Linked DNA regions of Mus musculus: region 1 is linked to region 2. The links are chromatin loops, found by intact Hi-C in ENCODE. Cell type or tissue: left cerebral cortex. All regions are shown on one strand. Links, peaks and the distances in the headings refer to the core of each region. The heading gives the core; the rest is flanking DNA. Region 1 overlaps Agbl1 (ATP/GTP binding protein-like 1). Region 2 has its middle 57 kb from the start of Agbl1.

Evidence for each region. Peaks named below come from ENCODE experiments on the same cell type or tissue, not always from the same donor. Only the 100,000 strongest peaks of a DNase experiment are listed, where the experiment ranks them.
Region 1: it touches region 2 in a loop (2.7-fold over the local background); 2 of 42 quality-filtered maps call a loop at or near these places.

Annotation. Positions count from the first base shown.
Region 1 is chr7:76,231,079-76,239,422 of GRCm38, reverse strand. The region is part of intron 1 of Agbl1 (ATP/GTP binding protein-like 1); the gene reads right to left. Among named protein-coding and RNA genes, the nearest start is that of Agbl1, 5.4 kb to the right of the region's middle. In left cerebral cortex, for the core only: no CTCF peak of the experiment used is centred there; no DNase peak of the experiment used is centred there.
Region 2 is chr7:76,168,289-76,176,632 of GRCm38, reverse strand. No RefSeq gene overlaps it. Among named protein-coding and RNA genes, the nearest start is that of Agbl1, 57 kb to the left of the region's middle. In left cerebral cortex, for the core only: no CTCF peak of the experiment used is centred there; a DNase peak (open chromatin) is centred at 4,139.

The DNA of each region.
Region 1 (8,344 bases), core at 92-8,091, 63 kb before region 2:
GACATAGTACTACCTGAGGATCCAGCAATAGCTCTCCTGGGCATATACCCAGATAATGCTCCAACTTGTAATAAGAACACATGCTCCACTATGTTTGTAGCGGCCTTATTTATAATAGCCAGAACCTGGAACGAACCCAGATGTCCTTCAACAGAGGAATGGATACAGAAAATGTGGTTCACTTACATAATGAAGTGCTACTCAGCAATTAAAAACAATGAATTTATGAAATTCTTAGGCAAATGAGAAAATATCATCCTGAGTGAGGTGACTCAGTCACAAAGGAACAAACACAGTATATACTCAATAATAAGTGGATATTAGCCCCAAAGTTCAGAATACCCAAGATTCAATTCACAGACCATATGAAGCCTAAGAAGGAAGACCAAAATATGGATGTTTCAGTGCTTCTTAGAAGGGTGAACAAAATACTCACAGGAGGAAGTATGGAGACAAAGTGTGGAGCAGAGACTGAAGGGAAGGCCATCCAGGGACCACCCTGCCTGGGATCCATCCCATATATAGTCACCAAACCCTGATACTATTGTGGATGCTGGGAAGTGCTTGCTGATGGAAGCCTGATATAGCTGTCTCCTGAGAGGCTCTGCCAAAGCCTGAGAAATACAGAGGAGAAAGCTCACAGTCAACCATTGGACTTAGCTCAGGGGTCCCCAATGGAGAAGTTGGAGAAGGAACTAAAGAAGCTGAGAGGATTTGCAGCCCCATGGAGGGGACTGGACCACCAACCAAAGAATACACATGGAGCAACCCATGGCGCTGGACACATATGGCCACAGAGGATGGCCTAGTTGGACATCAGTGGGAGGAGAGGCCCTTGGACCTGAGGATGTTCAATACCCCAGTGAAACAGAATGCCAGGGCCAGAGGAGAGAGTGGGTGGTGGAACACCCTCATAGGGTCAGGGGGAGGGGGGAGGGGATGGGGGTTTCTAAAGAGGAGACCTGGAAAGGGGAAAACATTTGAAATGTAAATAAAGAAAATATCCAGTCCAATTAATTAATTAATCAATTGGTTAATTAATTTTAAAATTTTTAAAGAATATTATATCAAGGAAATAGTATTAAATAAAGGAAAGGTTAATGGAACACTCTTTTAGACCTGTTTAGAAATATTTCTTTGGATTAAATCTAATCTGTGTTGTCAGGATACCAGTAGCTTACTTCACATGAATTAGCAGCGGCAGCTTAATCCACTCAGAAACACCATGGATGAATCAGCAATGGCGGGTCGATCTAGAAGAAACCTCAAGGCTCTGCCATTTATTTGCCAATAAATGCCCATTACTAATAATTAACAAATTATTATATTAAACCAATCTCAAAATGGCCAAATGTATGATTCAGCATATACAAGTCTCCTAAAGCAGTCAGTTTTATAAGAAAGAAGTGGAATCATGGTCTCCAGGGTCCAGTGGGGAAGCAGGAGAAGCTGTTGTAGGTGAAGTGACTTGGAGATTGCATGATCAATGAGACTGTACACATCCTAATTAACTGAATACTTAAAACTGGCTTAAATGATGCATTATGTGGTATGTGTATTTTATTTCAGTTTTTTTTTTTATGAGACAAACTTGAAGTAGAAATTTGGGGGTTTTTTGGAGACTCAGTTGTGTCGTGTGATGTTTTTCTGGAAACTGTCTTATGAGAGGATGTTTGTGCTGAAGCAGACATGTGGGAGGATGTTTTGCTAAAAACAGACATGTGGTGGTTTTCTTCAGGCAGCCTGGAAAAAGGGCATGTGATGTTTTGCTAGAGCTGATGCTTGAAAGAACACGTGATGTTTGAAAAGGATAAATAAAGCCCAACAGATCATGGACAACAGTGGATGACATTAGTATACCTTGTTATTATTTATTGGTCATCGTTGGGCTTTGCTAATGCTGGTCTTCACTGACGACTCTGGGTGATATTGGTATGCCTTATCATTCTTTGTTGGTCATCGTGTGTTGTGATTTCATAAAGAAAAATACTCCAAAAATCTTCTAATGATGCTCGGGTGCCTGACCACTTCCTCGGTCTAGGGCCAATTGGCAGAGCCTTGTGGTTTCCTCTAGACTGACCTGCCATTGCTGATTTGTAAATGGTGTTTGCGAGTGGATCAAGCTGCCACTGCTAATTCATGTGACCCAAACTATTGATATCCTGTTGATACAAATTAGATTGAATCCAAAGAACTATTTCTAAACAGGCCCACATCCTCCTTTGCTCTATTAACCTTTCCTTCCTACTACTTCTGGTGGGTAGTGGGGGGAAAAAGGTTAAAACATTTTTTAAAAATATACTAAAAGTAGGTTTTTAAAAATCTAAGCCTACACAGAATCTCTTTATATAACCTCATCAGACCTCATCGGTAATTCTCCTGCCTCAGGCTTCTGAGTGCTAGGATTACAGGTGTGTGCCATTGTGTCTTGACTACAGTTAAATTTTTAAAATAAAAACACGTGAAATGAAAACAAAAAGAGGAGGGGAGGGAGAAAGGAGGGGAAGGAATGCACTCAGGATGGACTCTGGACCATTCCATTCATCTCTTGGATCCCTCCTTCATGCCTAGCATCACTGTTCTTGCCTCTCTTGTCTTTTACTTGCTTTCCACTGATAAGGAACCAACCTGCAGAACTCTTCTGAAGAAACCATGCAACATCAAGGCACAGATCCAATAAACCCTCTACTTCCTTCAGTCCATGTCTGGCAGAAGGATAAGAAGGTCACACCCAGGAGGATGCATTTCCATTCACCCATTTCTGAAATATGAAGAGGTGCCCAGTCTGTTTGATTCATTGCTGCCTGCCCAATAAGTATACATACAGTAACAAGTAACCAACATTTCCTCTAGGGATGCCTAACCCAGTGTTCAGACAGAAACTGTGTTTGGTTCTCTTAAGACTCACTCCAACTTTAGAAACTGCATAAATTGTAGAGCAAATGCTGCCAGTTTGTAGTGTCCGTTGTGGGCATGGGATTCTCTGTTGGCCATTTGCCTCAGCCTCTCACCAATTTCCAATTATACCTCAAAGCCATGCTAACCTCCATATTTTACCCTTTGCTGTGTGGAGGTAGAACTGGAACCAGGACTCTGAGTGTGGAAATGCTACCTATCCTTGGTTCTTAAGAGTGCATAAGACTTCTTCAGTTAGCTCTGGCTGCCTTAATATAGCCACATGGTAAGAGTAGCATTGCTGCCAGAGCATTTAAATATTACCTATAAAATAAGTACACATTGTATTTAGAACATTCTCCTCCATTAATGTAATCAAGCCTAGGCTTAGACTTAATCTATCCCTTCCCTGTGAGGTGGGCATGGAGTTGGGAAAAGGCTCAAAAGCAGGTGAGATACAGAGATGAGGGAAAATGAAAAAGAGCTCCAGGCTGTAGCCAATCAGAGCAGAGATAGGAACGGGACTGGGGACATAAGTTAGTTCAAGAACAAAGGGTGATCATTTTCCTCTGTGCTGTAGTCACTGGCAAGCTACCCAAATCCAGTAACTAGCTTTGCATCCATGCTAACGAAAGCTATCCTCTTTCTGTGTCTCTGTCTCTGTCTCTCTGTCTCTCTGTCTCTCTGTCTCTCTGTCTCTGTCTCTCTCTCTATCTCTCTGTCTCTCTGTCTCTCTCTGCCTCTCTCTCTCTCTTTTACAGACACACATACACACACTGTAACACATTGGACATCAGTCTCTGTCCTCCACACACAAGCACATCCATCCATGAACACATCCATGTACATTCATAGCACACGGGCACATACCCACATGAACACTTACATATACCACATAAAGATATATTAAAATAAGAATTAAATCTAAGGAAAAGAAAAGTAGGTCAAGGATATCCACTTTGATAACAACGCAAAACAGTGTTGCATCAAATCAAGTATCACCCAGGTCAAACAGCTCTATAGATGCCACCTTCGTTGCAGCCACATTCAGGAATTAACAGGAATTTCTCTGAGTGGTTCAGGCCTGAAGCTTATCACCCAACACCCTTCACAACCTAAGCAAACCTCTGTCTCCATCTCTTTTCCAGTATGCATTTTATTTTAATCAAATTGAATATCATCTCAAATTCCTTATGTATTTTTTGCTAGGTATGCATGATCTCATGTTCTTTGCTGAAACTGTGGTCACCTTCTAAGGCTTATCCAGGAGTTGTTTCCATTGCAAATTCCATGGAATTGTCTCAGGGTGTTCACTTTTACCACAGCTGTTATGCCATGTAAATTTATTTTTGAAATATATCTTCCTACTTTCTCATATGAATCAGGTTTTCAAGCAGGAACTGCTTTTAAGTATGATTGCCACTATTGAACAGAGGCCCCTGTGTTTATGCCTTTGCATACATTTTTTTTCTAAAGTTATGGGCAGCCTATTAGTAGGTATTGTAAATCTCATTTTGATGACAAAGAAATTTCAAACAAAGGAACAGCAGTTGTTTGTCCAGGGACACACAGTTTTAAACAAAGGATCATGTGTTTTCTCTCTCTCATATACCACCCACCCAATGGTCCTCTGAATCTCTTATATCACAGAAAAGGTGATAGACTAATGGGGGCGGGGTGGATGATGGGTGGCGGGTGGACAGTATTGAGAATATGTAACTGCCCCATATCAAAAGCACTACCTTCCTTTATCAGGAGCTATTTTGCATCCTGCTGTTAAGATGTAGAATAATCCTCCCTCTGTTGTGAGAAACTCACATTCCTTCAGCCTTCTATTTCATCAGGCCAAAGTATTTCCCTCAAAGTAACAAATAAGTAGGTCTCTCCAACATCACTTAAGAAAGACTCAGACAGACTTTGTAGTGGCAATATCTGCTTCACATCCTCTTTCATAGTAGTTTACGAAATGTATGTTATTGAGCCTTGGGTGGCTTCAACTTTCATTTGGGCAGTGATCGTCTCACCTCAAAGGCAGACAGACACACCTCCTTTATGGGTGGCAGAGTGATGTGAAGTGATGAAGGTACCCATTTGGCACAAAAGAGCACTTGTCCATTTTCTCTGACCTCAAAAGGCTTCAAGATAATCTGTGAAATCAGTACTGTCTTGGAGAAAAACACCTAGTGAAGGTTTTGTTCTACTTCCAAGATGTTACGTCTGTATGCAGCCTTTGAGGTCCAGGTTTGTTTGTTTGTTTGAGGGTCAGTTTGATTGGCATGGTTGTCCCTTAGGGGTTGACAGAGGATACATCATGATGTTTTCTTTCCATTGGGCATAAGATTAGGGTGATTTTTTTTTCTTTTTCTTTACTGGTGATCAAAATTAAGACAGTTTATTCTACATTCATGTTCATGTCATAATTGAGGCAAAGGTCTCCAACAAACTCAGCTTCCTCAAACAACCAAAGAGAACAGTCTTAGCAAGTTCTGGGAAGTCAATTCATAGTGTTCTCTATCGAAGTAGGCAATGCTTAGCTAGATCTGTCCAAGCCTTTCTGTTTCTGCCAAAGGAGAAAGCTCTGTCTTTGTCCAACCTAGTTCCATAGATAAAAGACATGGATACATCCTCACCCCCCCCCCGTGAAGTCTAAAAGGGAAATTATCAAGCACACGTGGAAGCAAAAATGACTAAATTCTATGAATGAGACAGTCATCAGTTTCCCACACACACACACCCTCACTATGTCCCAGGCACTAAGTCACCTGTCATCTTGAAAATAATCCTTGGAGGATCAAGCTCAAAGAAAAGGCTAGACTGGATGCCCCAGTCCAGGTTTCCTACTAGCAAAAGTCAGTATTTACTCAAGACAGGAAACACCACATCCTGAAACCTACTTTATTCACAGTCCATAATAAATGCTGTTCTTGGAACCTCATTTGAGAAAAGCAGTCAGTGATACACATTTTGGCATAGCTGCAGACCTGGGATTCAGTTTGGACAGCTATATCATAAAATAATAAAGTATGAATGCAAACAGCAAGCACGTGCCCATATCACAGCATGGAGTGTGCCAAAGCTGACCTAATCATTATATATTTTTCATGATTCAATAAGGTTCTTAACTGGCATTTCATGGGACACTGCTGGATGAGGGCTTGTGACATCAGGGCTGGCACACAGTCCACATCCTGTGACCCTGGCAGTCCCCCATCTTCCCCATTAACTCAAACCACAAGAGGAGACAAGAACGGCACAGAATGAGACACCTGCCTTTTTTCTAAGTGTATTGGAGTCCACCCAGGAAAGAGCAGGTTTATGAAGGATGTAGAGAAGTGTTCTCAGCATCTCAGAATTGTGTCTTTCTCTAGGGAAATCATCAAAACCACAGGCATTGGACAGCATGTATGCTTTACAGGTGCTTTCTAAAATATGATAGAAATATATGAGATGTTCTTTTTTTAAGTCTCACACTAAATGCTTAGAAACCACTTTTTTTATTGCTTCCCCTGCATAGATCCATAGAAGGGAAGGTCTGGGCGGTCAAGGAACTTACATAAGAATAAAGAGCCAGTAAGCTCTAGAGATGAGGCTGGACCACAGTCCTCTCTGCCTCTATGAACTGAGCTGTAGATGGCTCCCTGAATATTTCCATCAGTCTAGTTAATTTTCTACCTAAAACTCAAGCCGTCAAGGCCAGGAACTTGGAAAGTATCTCAGTAGAAAATTGATTCTTGTACTCTGGACAGAAATCAGGATGGGTTAAAACTAAAGAAACGGGAAAACAACAATTGTCTCATCCCCATCTGCACAGACTTACGCTGTGATTCCAAAGCGGTGATGTTCTTAAGGAGGGAGGCTTCTAGGATTGTGGGGGCATAACAGTGACATCTGCCTCAATGACTGTGCTCTTTCGAGCCCTGTTATCTTTTGGTTTTCCCCCAGTTAGGTTCTGAGCCATTATTCAAAACTCAGAATGTAAGTTTAGCTTCTGTTCATCCTCTCTAGAGGTTTGGAAAGCCACACAAAGCCTTTTGTCCGTCACGTTTGAGCATAATGAAAAAGGGTTGGTTTGGATTAGCAAAATCTTGGAAATTCCTAATTAGAAGTATTTCTACGTAACTCCTTTCAGAAGCCTTTCGGGGTCTCTCATTCAGTGGTTCTCAACCTGTGAGTTATAACTTCTTTGGGGGATCACATATCAGATATCCTGCATATCAACTATTTGTATTACGATTCATAACAGTAGTAAAATTATGATGTAGCAATGATATAACTTTATGACTGGGGGTCAGCACAAAATGAGGACCCTATATTAAAGTGTCACAATATTAGGAAGGTTGAGGACCACTGCTCTAAATGAAGCCAACAGGGAACAGGTATTGGGACAGGACATGAAATCCATCGTCCACGATGACTCCAGGCTCTCTCTGGGTTCACATTTTAAAAGGATTTTATAGTTCTAACTTTACAACAGGTATAGATAGACACGGGGGTCCTGGAAGCACTTAGTAGGGGTCAAACTGGCTCAAGTCAAGTACACTGCAACCAAACTAACCAGCACGAAACACACCGGTGTTATTTTAACGTTCTAGTTAATTGGAAACTAAGTAGGGCCTAGTGAAAATAATTAAATCTTTCTTTGATAATTGAGAATCTTGCAGTGCCCTGGAGTGCTCATTCTAAATATCAATTATAAGTCCCCTCTGGTAGGAAGACAGAAGATTAAGCTGAACCTGCAGTGACTTCCAGCCAACTGCAGGACATTCATTTCCACTGAGCTCTTGAAACCAATCCACAAGCATCTTTCTATCCCAAACAGCTAGAGCAAGGAAATTCTAATCAGCTAAGTCTTTCACTTTTGTGAACAGCAGTTAAGCAAGAATTCTATATAACTTCAGAAATTACAACAAAATGTTAACTTGTGGTATCCGATGATCAAAGCATCTAGCCACAAAATTGCTTTTAGATACACTTCACCAGCTGATTTTGAGGTTTGCTCCCACCTTCCACGCCCCTGAAGCAGATATGCCCTTGTCTTCCACACATCGCATACAATGAGCCAAACAACACTCAACAACTGAACGTCTTGAGAGACGACCCAGTCAGTGAAGTGCTTACCTTACAAGCATAAGGGCCTGAGTGTGATTGCTAGAATCCACACACAAGAGCTAGGCATGGTAGATGTGCTTAAAAATCCCAACACTGGGAGATGGGGCCAGGCAGGTTGTTGGGATTTACAGCCAGCCAGCCTTGTGAATTAGCAAGCTTCAGGTTCAGTGGGAGAACTCCGCCTCTAAGATCAAGGAGAAGAATGATAAATACCCAAGGTTGTCCTCTGACATCCACATATGCATGCACACATGGACATATGCACACGCAAACATACACGGGGCTGGGGGACATAAATGTATTCACGCAAATGAATTTGAAGTTCTTGAGTGCTGGCCCA
Region 2 (8,344 bases), core at 278-8,277:
CAGTGTTAGCAAAGTCCCTTAGGAGATTTGAAGAACTAAAGTCCACCTAGACATCTCCAAGATAACTTACACGAAAGTCATCCTCTGACAAAAGACGGCAAAGAGTGAAAAGATAACAGTCTATTTTAAGACAGCCCCTAAGGGGTTTCCAAATATCTTTAGGCCAGCTGACAGGCCTGATCTGTGTAGGAGGTGCCTCACTTATCTCTCATCGCTTATCTCTTACTTCCTGCCATCCCTACCTTGACATGTAATAGACCGAGGGTTTTATTTTTAAAGCTGTAAAAAGAAAACACAGTTGCAATGCTGGCTCACAACTGTATGATCTCAGAACTGTTTCCTAATTGCTTAATTATTCGCATCTGTAAATGAAAATAATAAAAGCAGCACTTAGGAAAATGCCTATAAAGCAGGCAAGAGCCTTCCCGTTCTTTCCATTTCTCCCTCTTCATCTCCCTCAAACAAAGAAGTCTAAACATAATGAGCTCAAGACAAAGGAGAGAGGGGAACATAAACCACAGTGAAGTGTAGAGAAACCACATCACCCAAGTCATACCCACGTCAATAAGCCATGGGAAATTTTAAACTTTATTTCAACAAATATCAATCAAGAACCTAGTAGATAATGATCCATGGGACATAAAGATTGAAAAGTGATACCAGCCAGGCAAAAACTGATACTTAATGCTTCTGGCCTTTTTACTCATTCAATGGCACTTTACATCAGATCTTTCATGTACATATTATCCTCCCCCCCCCCCCCCCGCCGCAGAGAGCTGTATATTCCCATCTTATTATTCATAAAAACCAAGTGAAATGGATTTTTAAAATATTTTTTGATCTTGCAGTCAATACAGTAGTGAAAAAGGCATTTTTGGCAGGGGGCATTAGTGTTGATAATGGGAGGGGTTTAATACAATCAAATCACCTTCTCTATGCACAGCAGTGTCCTAATGAAGCGTAGTTTATTATATACTTAATGTATAAATATTTTTTAAAGAGCCACTTGGACCAGGAAGTCTAACCAAAGTAGCAAATTTGGTTAACTATTCGGTTGACTGAATTCTTTCATAGACTAGATTCAACACTGTAGTAGACCGATAGAAAGTACCACACCTTCCCACCCAACTTCACCAAAATGGGGTCTCAAGTAGTCCAGGCTGGCCTTGGACACACTATGAAGCCAAGGATGGCCTTGGGAATTCTGATTCTCTTTCCTTTACTTCTCAAGTGCTGGAATTACAGGTGTACACCACAAAACCCAGTGTTATGTAGTAGTGGGGGTAAACTCAGGATTTCTTGCATGCTAGTCAATCACTGAACTATATTCTCAACCCCATTTCACTTTTATTTGTGAGAAAAAAAATCATTTGCTTTATCCTAGAAGGGCTTTCCAAGTTTGATATGAAGCAAACTTTTGCTGAAGCAAAGAATGATTGCTTCACCCATAGGCCCCACTGAGACTTTGAGGAAATTATATTCACATGGCTCTCAAATGATAAAAAAAAAAAAACAATTAAAGCACAATTCATTATTGTATTCTAAATATGGGCCAAGTTAGGTCCCCTGAAGCCTATTAACCTATTAACTACATATACTAGAAGTTTGCATAGTCTTTCAGTAAGTTATTCTACAGCAGAAGTCAAGAAGGGAAATAGCGCAGTTGAGATCATACTATGAGCCCTGTAAAGTAGGAGAAGTTTGTCCATGTTGGTACATGTGAGAATCAAAGCAAATAAAAGCAGTTTTCAAATATCTATGCAAAAGCCTGAATATAAGAAAATGAGGAGAAGGGGAGGAGGGAGAGAGAGACAGAGAGAGAGAGAAGGAGGAGGAGGAGGAGGAGGAGGAGGAGGAGGAGGAGGAGGAGGAACAGTATTACTGAGTGTCATGTGTCTTGTTGCTCAAGATACTTGATGCCATCTGTATTAGTTACTTTTCTAGTGATGTGATAGCCAAAGCATCTTATAGAAGAATGGATTTCCTGGGCTTATAGTTCCAGAGGATTAAAGTCCACGGTGGCAGAGCAGAGGCAGCAGGCAGCAACAGCACACCAGCAGGCATAGCAGGTAGAACAAAAGCTGGGAGCTTATCTTGCACTACACATGAAAAGAAGAAATAGGAGACTGAGAATATCGAAGAGCTTTGAAACATTAAACCTCACATGTACCTGAATTTTGCTATTTTGTAGGTTCTCCCCCCCCCCAGCCCTTTATTCCCCCGGTTTCATCTCTATCAATAGAGAAAAATAGAAGGGAGAGAGAAGATAGAGATCTTTGAATCTAATTTAATTCTTCTAGTTTCTTTCTTGAGCACAACTACTAACAAACTGCATCCAAGATCCCTGAATAACCAACAACCTCTCTAGCATTTATAAACCCTCTAAAAAGTTCCCAGAATTCCAAGCATCACACAATTGCAGAAACTATCCCCAGGTGGCAAAACCACACCTCTGCTAAAGCACGGAACAAATCATAAGTCAGCTGCTTTGGACAATTCAAAATGGAGCAGCCCCACATCTGTACAGCTGAGATTGAAATGAAAACACATTCTTATAATATTTCCATGTTTTTTAAAGACACTGAAAGTCCAGAATTGTTACTACACCCACCCCCGCCCCAAGTTATAGTTCCTCGAGTCAGGCCACACCTCCTAAACAACCAACTGAGGACCAGGTACTCAAACATCTAAGCCTTTTGTTCATATTCTCATCCAAGCCAGCACACCTTCTCTATTATTACAACTATATTAGGGTAGCTGAACCTGCTGAGGTTAAGTAATTTCCCACAGCATGCTCTAGAAAACAATGGGACTCCATCGTTTAATTCTCAGCTTGACCATCCAGAAGCAGAGATTATTAAAGAAAGTCTTAAAGAACTTGACAAGTCATTCTTCTATTCAGACTAGCTTAATTCTCAGACATCTCGACTGTTTCACCCCACACTGATTGTTCTTTAAAATCAGAAGAAGAAGAAAAAAAAAAGATGGAAGAATTTTTTCTGAGCTCTGTGGTGGTTTGAATGTAAAATGCCTCCCACCCCCACCCCACCCTCACAGGCCCATATTTCTGAGTACTTGGTCCTCAAATAATAGTGCTAATTTTGAAGGTTATTGAACCTTTAGAAGATGAAGCATCACTAAGGAAATGGCTCATGGTGGGGGTGACCTTAAGGTTTAATTAATTCAGCCCTACTTCCTCTACTCTCCTTCCTGACTACAAACACTATGTGACTAGCCCCTTCACTCTTCTATGGTCATGTCTTCCCTGTTATGGTAGGCTCTATAAGCCAAAATAAAGTATTCCTCTGTTAAATTACTTTGTGTCAGGTATCTGATTACACCAATGAGGAAAATGATAACTAATATAGAATTCATTGATTCAGAGAGAATGGTGTTGTCAGGCTGTCTCCTAGAACCTGAACAGTATAGTCCCAGGAGTTGAAGTTTAGGATGCAACTAAGCCACTGGCTTGCTTCAAGAAGAGCCACATTATCAAGGGGCCAACATTTTACATCTCACTTTGACTCATTCCCTTAAGAAGTGTGTATAGAACATAGCTAGGTGCCACATGCTGATGGAAAGGACAGGATGTGTCCCAATAGAAGTTACCACCCAGTGAAAGTGCCAATATGGCTGCATTGAGGGTGGATGCTACAAGAAAACAGTGAGTGATACATAATTGGTTGGGTGAAGAATAGTATGTCTTAATACTTAAGACAAATTAAGGAAGCTGCTCTGAGCAGAGCAAAAAGTTATCTGACATAAGAAAGCTGCTGTGTCCTGGCATCATAAGAGAATGTATGGACAAGAATGTGAGGTCCTGCCAAGCTGTATATATGAACACTAGACTTTTTCCCTCTGAGCACACAGCAGAGGAAACTTTGTTTCCCAGACTCTCTTGCAGACAAGGAATGTCAGTGCAGAGTATGTGTCATGATCACTATAAATGGAGAATGGAAAAATAGAATGAGAATTTTTTTTAAAAAAAAATGTATTCACGGGCTCTGCCTAATGCTCAAAGCCGCATTCAAAGAGGAGATGGCATCTGATTTGGACTCTGAATGATGAATAGGAGTTCTCTACATGGTGAAGGACAGGAAGGGCAATTCAGGTGGAGAAAAATAGCACATGCAGTGGACCAAAAATACATAGCCTTTAAACATCAGGGGACCAATGAAGAGCTGTATCATATATACCACTGAGCTTTAATCTCCATAATGATTCTGTAAGCACCCAGGAAGCCAGAGATGCTGTCGGTTTCTTTTGCATCTTTATGTGCCTATGGTAAAAAGAAAGGAAGAAAGATGGGGCGCTAGAGAAAGGGAGGGGTGGTATAGTACACATGGCTGCAGGCAATCCACCCATCCTCAGCCACACAGGGATGGTCTCAGTGTTGAGAGAGAATACTCAGGGTTCATTTGTGTTTGATTTACCCCATGTCTATATTCACTTCACACCACCTGACAGCTGTTTTAGACCATTTCCCTCGTCATTGGAAGCATGATCGTGCCCAAAATGCAAGTTGTAAATAGTGCGCATTACATAATAAAGCTGGATTTAATGCATAGCATGTTTTATGAATGCTGCAACATTTATTGTATATTTTAAAGTTGTCATTGACCTTTATTAAAGGGGGGCACTTTTATTATAAGTACACTATGCCAGAAAAGTCTCCCCCATAAGCCCCAAGAGCGAATCTGGGTTTGTTCGCTGTAAGTGATATAGAAAACCAAGCACACTCTGGCTGGCCTGGATTATGTTTCCCCGGTGGCATCCCTCACCCACACACCTCTCGCATGAGTGATTGGAAGGAAAGACAGATCGAGTTCACCTGGAACAGGGTGAATGCCAAGGAAATAAATAGAATTTGTGATGTTTTATTTCAGTTTTGACCATAAAGACTAATGAATAAATGACTTCAGCTCTGTGTCAGCTAATATGTCATGAGTATGAGAGGCAGTCTATTAGATACTGGAATTGTATTTGTACTTCACTTCTCATCCCCATGAACAGCCTACACCTGGGACTCTCTCACTGTTGCAGATGATCTTCATAGCCACCATTTGGCAGACCAGATACTCTTCCTTCCAATCTTTTCCCCACCCTTTTCCTGAACACACAAAACCTTTCCTGAAAGACCTAAACATTAGTCCAGGTTCTTTAATGCTTGTCAATACAGAAGAGGCTGAAGCCGGAAGGTCTTGAATTTGAGGGTAGCCTGGACTACATAAGAATATCCATTTTATCCTTATTGTTTTTGAGAGAAGGGGAGAGAGAAGGAGGGAAAGAAAGAGAAAGAGGGAGAGAGAGGAGACAGAGGGAGAGAGGGAGAGGGAAAGATGGAGAGAGAGAGGAAGAGAGAAATGAATATTTAGTACTATTTAGTATGGCAACCACAGGCATATGTGGCTATTTAAATTCAATTTCAAAAATATATGGTTAAAAATCTTGTTTCTCATGTAAGATATCTATGCTTAAAATGCTCAAGATACATACATGTCTTTGGTCTACTATATCAAAGACACATGTCTACTATATCAAGAGACACTCATGTCTGCCTGCAACCTACTGTATCAAAACACACATGCCTGCAGTCTTCTGTCTTGGACAATGGAGACAAATAGAGTGTTTCCATCTTTGCAAAAAATTATATTCAACTACATTACTATAGACCACTGACCCCTTCAGGAACTTAGGAATAACTGCATATTCCGGTTGTACTGTGCCAACTCATCTTTCTGACCTTACATTTTAATTTCTCTGCCTCTTTCCCTGAATCTAGCTATTTTCCGCCTCCAAGCTTGCAAACCCCAACCCCCATTCCATTCTTGTCTGTGCTTGCCTCTTCTTTCCTTTACACCCATCCATTCGCTTGAGGAGGTGTATGGCACTTGCTTCCTCCATGCCAGAGGTGCAAAGACAAAGGAGGCTCCATTCCTTATCCTCAAGGACATCAAATTCATTTGAGCAATGAGCACTAATTACAACACTTGGTTGTTGAACAAGAATTCACAAGTCAAAACATTTTGCTTCTTGCTTAAGCACCTTCAATAGGGCAATATTTCCCTATGGAAATGTTAAAAAATATTTGCTGTAAATTGTTCAACATATGGATACAGTTTCAGGGAATTATCTTTCTATACTTCAGAAGTGAGGAATAGTAAAGTATCCCTTATACACTTTCCTTTATTGTAAGATTAATATCACTTATTTAAACTCTTACAATTTAATGCTCTTGAGAAATGCATCTGCCCCTTGTAAACACTTTGATAAGGAAGGGCTTAATTTGGAATGAATAAGTATGGGGTTCTCTTTCTTATGGAGGATTTGGGGCATTAGAGTATGCTAAATGCTTGTGCCACTTTGTGAAAGTCTTTTATGCAAGGTGAACCTAGAAGACCTGTGGGGTTGTAAATCTCTGCTATTCATTTATACCATACTGACTGACAAGCATTTTCTCTCCCTCCGTGATGTAGATATAGGCCAGATGAGAGCAGATAAAAAGTAGAGAAAGGCAGGTTTATTAGGAGGCAGCTCTTGGGTGGCTTCACCGATCTCACAGGAGGAGGTCAGTGACGTCACACATCCAGGCTAAAGCAAGGGGATTTTAGAGAGTTTAGGCGAGGAGTGATGATCTGCCAGCAAGAAGCTGGGATGATGTTCATACGTGTCAAAAACTGAATGCCTGGGAGGGCACATTTGAGTGGATTGTCAGAAACAGGGAGACGGGGAGTGATGATATGTTAGCCTGGAGTTTTCTCTAAGCACACGGGGGAGTTGTCTCTGTGTGGGTGGGTCTGGAGAAGAAGGACTGATGGGGTTTCCCAGCTTGTGCAGGGGATGAGCAGGGGTTCCAGCCTAACACTGACTACCCTCACCTAATTGCCTCAGAAGAAGATAGAGAAAGAAGCAAGACCACTCAGGCCAACAGGTGGAAGTTCCTTCTTTGCTACAATGACAGTAGTGGCAGTTACTATTATATGCCTGTGTGAGTACTGGCTCTATTTGGAATGACAGTAGCCTCCTTTCAGATAACCATAACCTTGATTTTAAAAAACCAGGCTTTGTTGGCTCCAGCCCCACTCATCCATCTGCATCAATCTGCATTTTGCCCACCGCAGAAGAAATCAAGCATTTCCTGCTTCTTCAAACTCTATAAAATGAATGCCTTTGATGGATGCATATGCCTAGGGAGCAGTGTCTAGAAATAACTTGATAGGAAGTCCCATGCTTCAAGCCACATGAACAGAGGATGATGAAAATCCCTGCCCAGATCATCCCTCTATAGGTTATGGTACACTCCCAGCATCCTTTGCATCAACTCAAAACTCCTGGCTACATTTATTTAGAGTTGGGGGATATTTTACAACCCCTTACCCAATGGATTAAAAACTCCAAAGGACCAAAGCCAGCTTGCAATGGGCCATGGCAATACCAAACCTCATAACTGTTAAGAATTGCCCCCACTTGAGCAGGGCGATGGTGGCACACGCCTTTAATCCTAGCACTTGGGAGGCAGAGGCAGGTGGATTTCTGAGTACAAGGCCAGTCTGGTATATGACGTGAGTTCCAGGGCAGCCAGGGATACACAGAGAAACCCTGTCTCAAAAAAACAAAAATAAAAAAAATAAATAAAGTGTTGCCCCACTCTCACCAGCCTGAAACCAAACAGCTTGGGCTTGAACCGTGAGTCCATCAACCACTGTGGAACATATTTATCGCCTCACTCTAAAACCTTCATTTTGTTTCACCAGCAAATTGGAGAAACTATAGTACCCACTCTATAAAGCTATTGGGAGGATTAATTAAGAAAATCCAGACAATAATCCTAATGTTTAGCACAAGGCCTGGTTCCTGCTCCATACTTAATCCATTGCTTTCTTGGTTTCCTGTTGGACTTTCTTGTTCTGCTGGACCTGGCAACAGAGACCAGGTCGGCCAGGCTGTGGAAGGCAGGGACTTTCTGTGTCCATTTTTACTTTCTTCGGGACATCGTTGCATTTGATTTACTCTCCAGAAAGAATTGATATTCACTAAGACTCAAGAAAACCAAGACAGGATAACGGGCTGGCAAAAAGAGGCAGAGCTCCCTGCCTTATAGCAGCTGTCACCTAAATGGGGGTCTCATGCTTTTACCCCAAGACTAAATCTTTGCACCTTCTCCATGAAATGACCTGAAGCCTGGACTGAAGAATCCTTCCCATTATCTTTTTATCACACTGAGCAGTGGAAGAGCTGTGGTTTCTCAGGATGCTAAGGGTGGAATCTCTTCTTCCAAGTGAAAAACTTCTCTGTCGTTTGAAGTTTAGGTACTGTGTGGGTTAGTTTTTGTCACCTTGATACA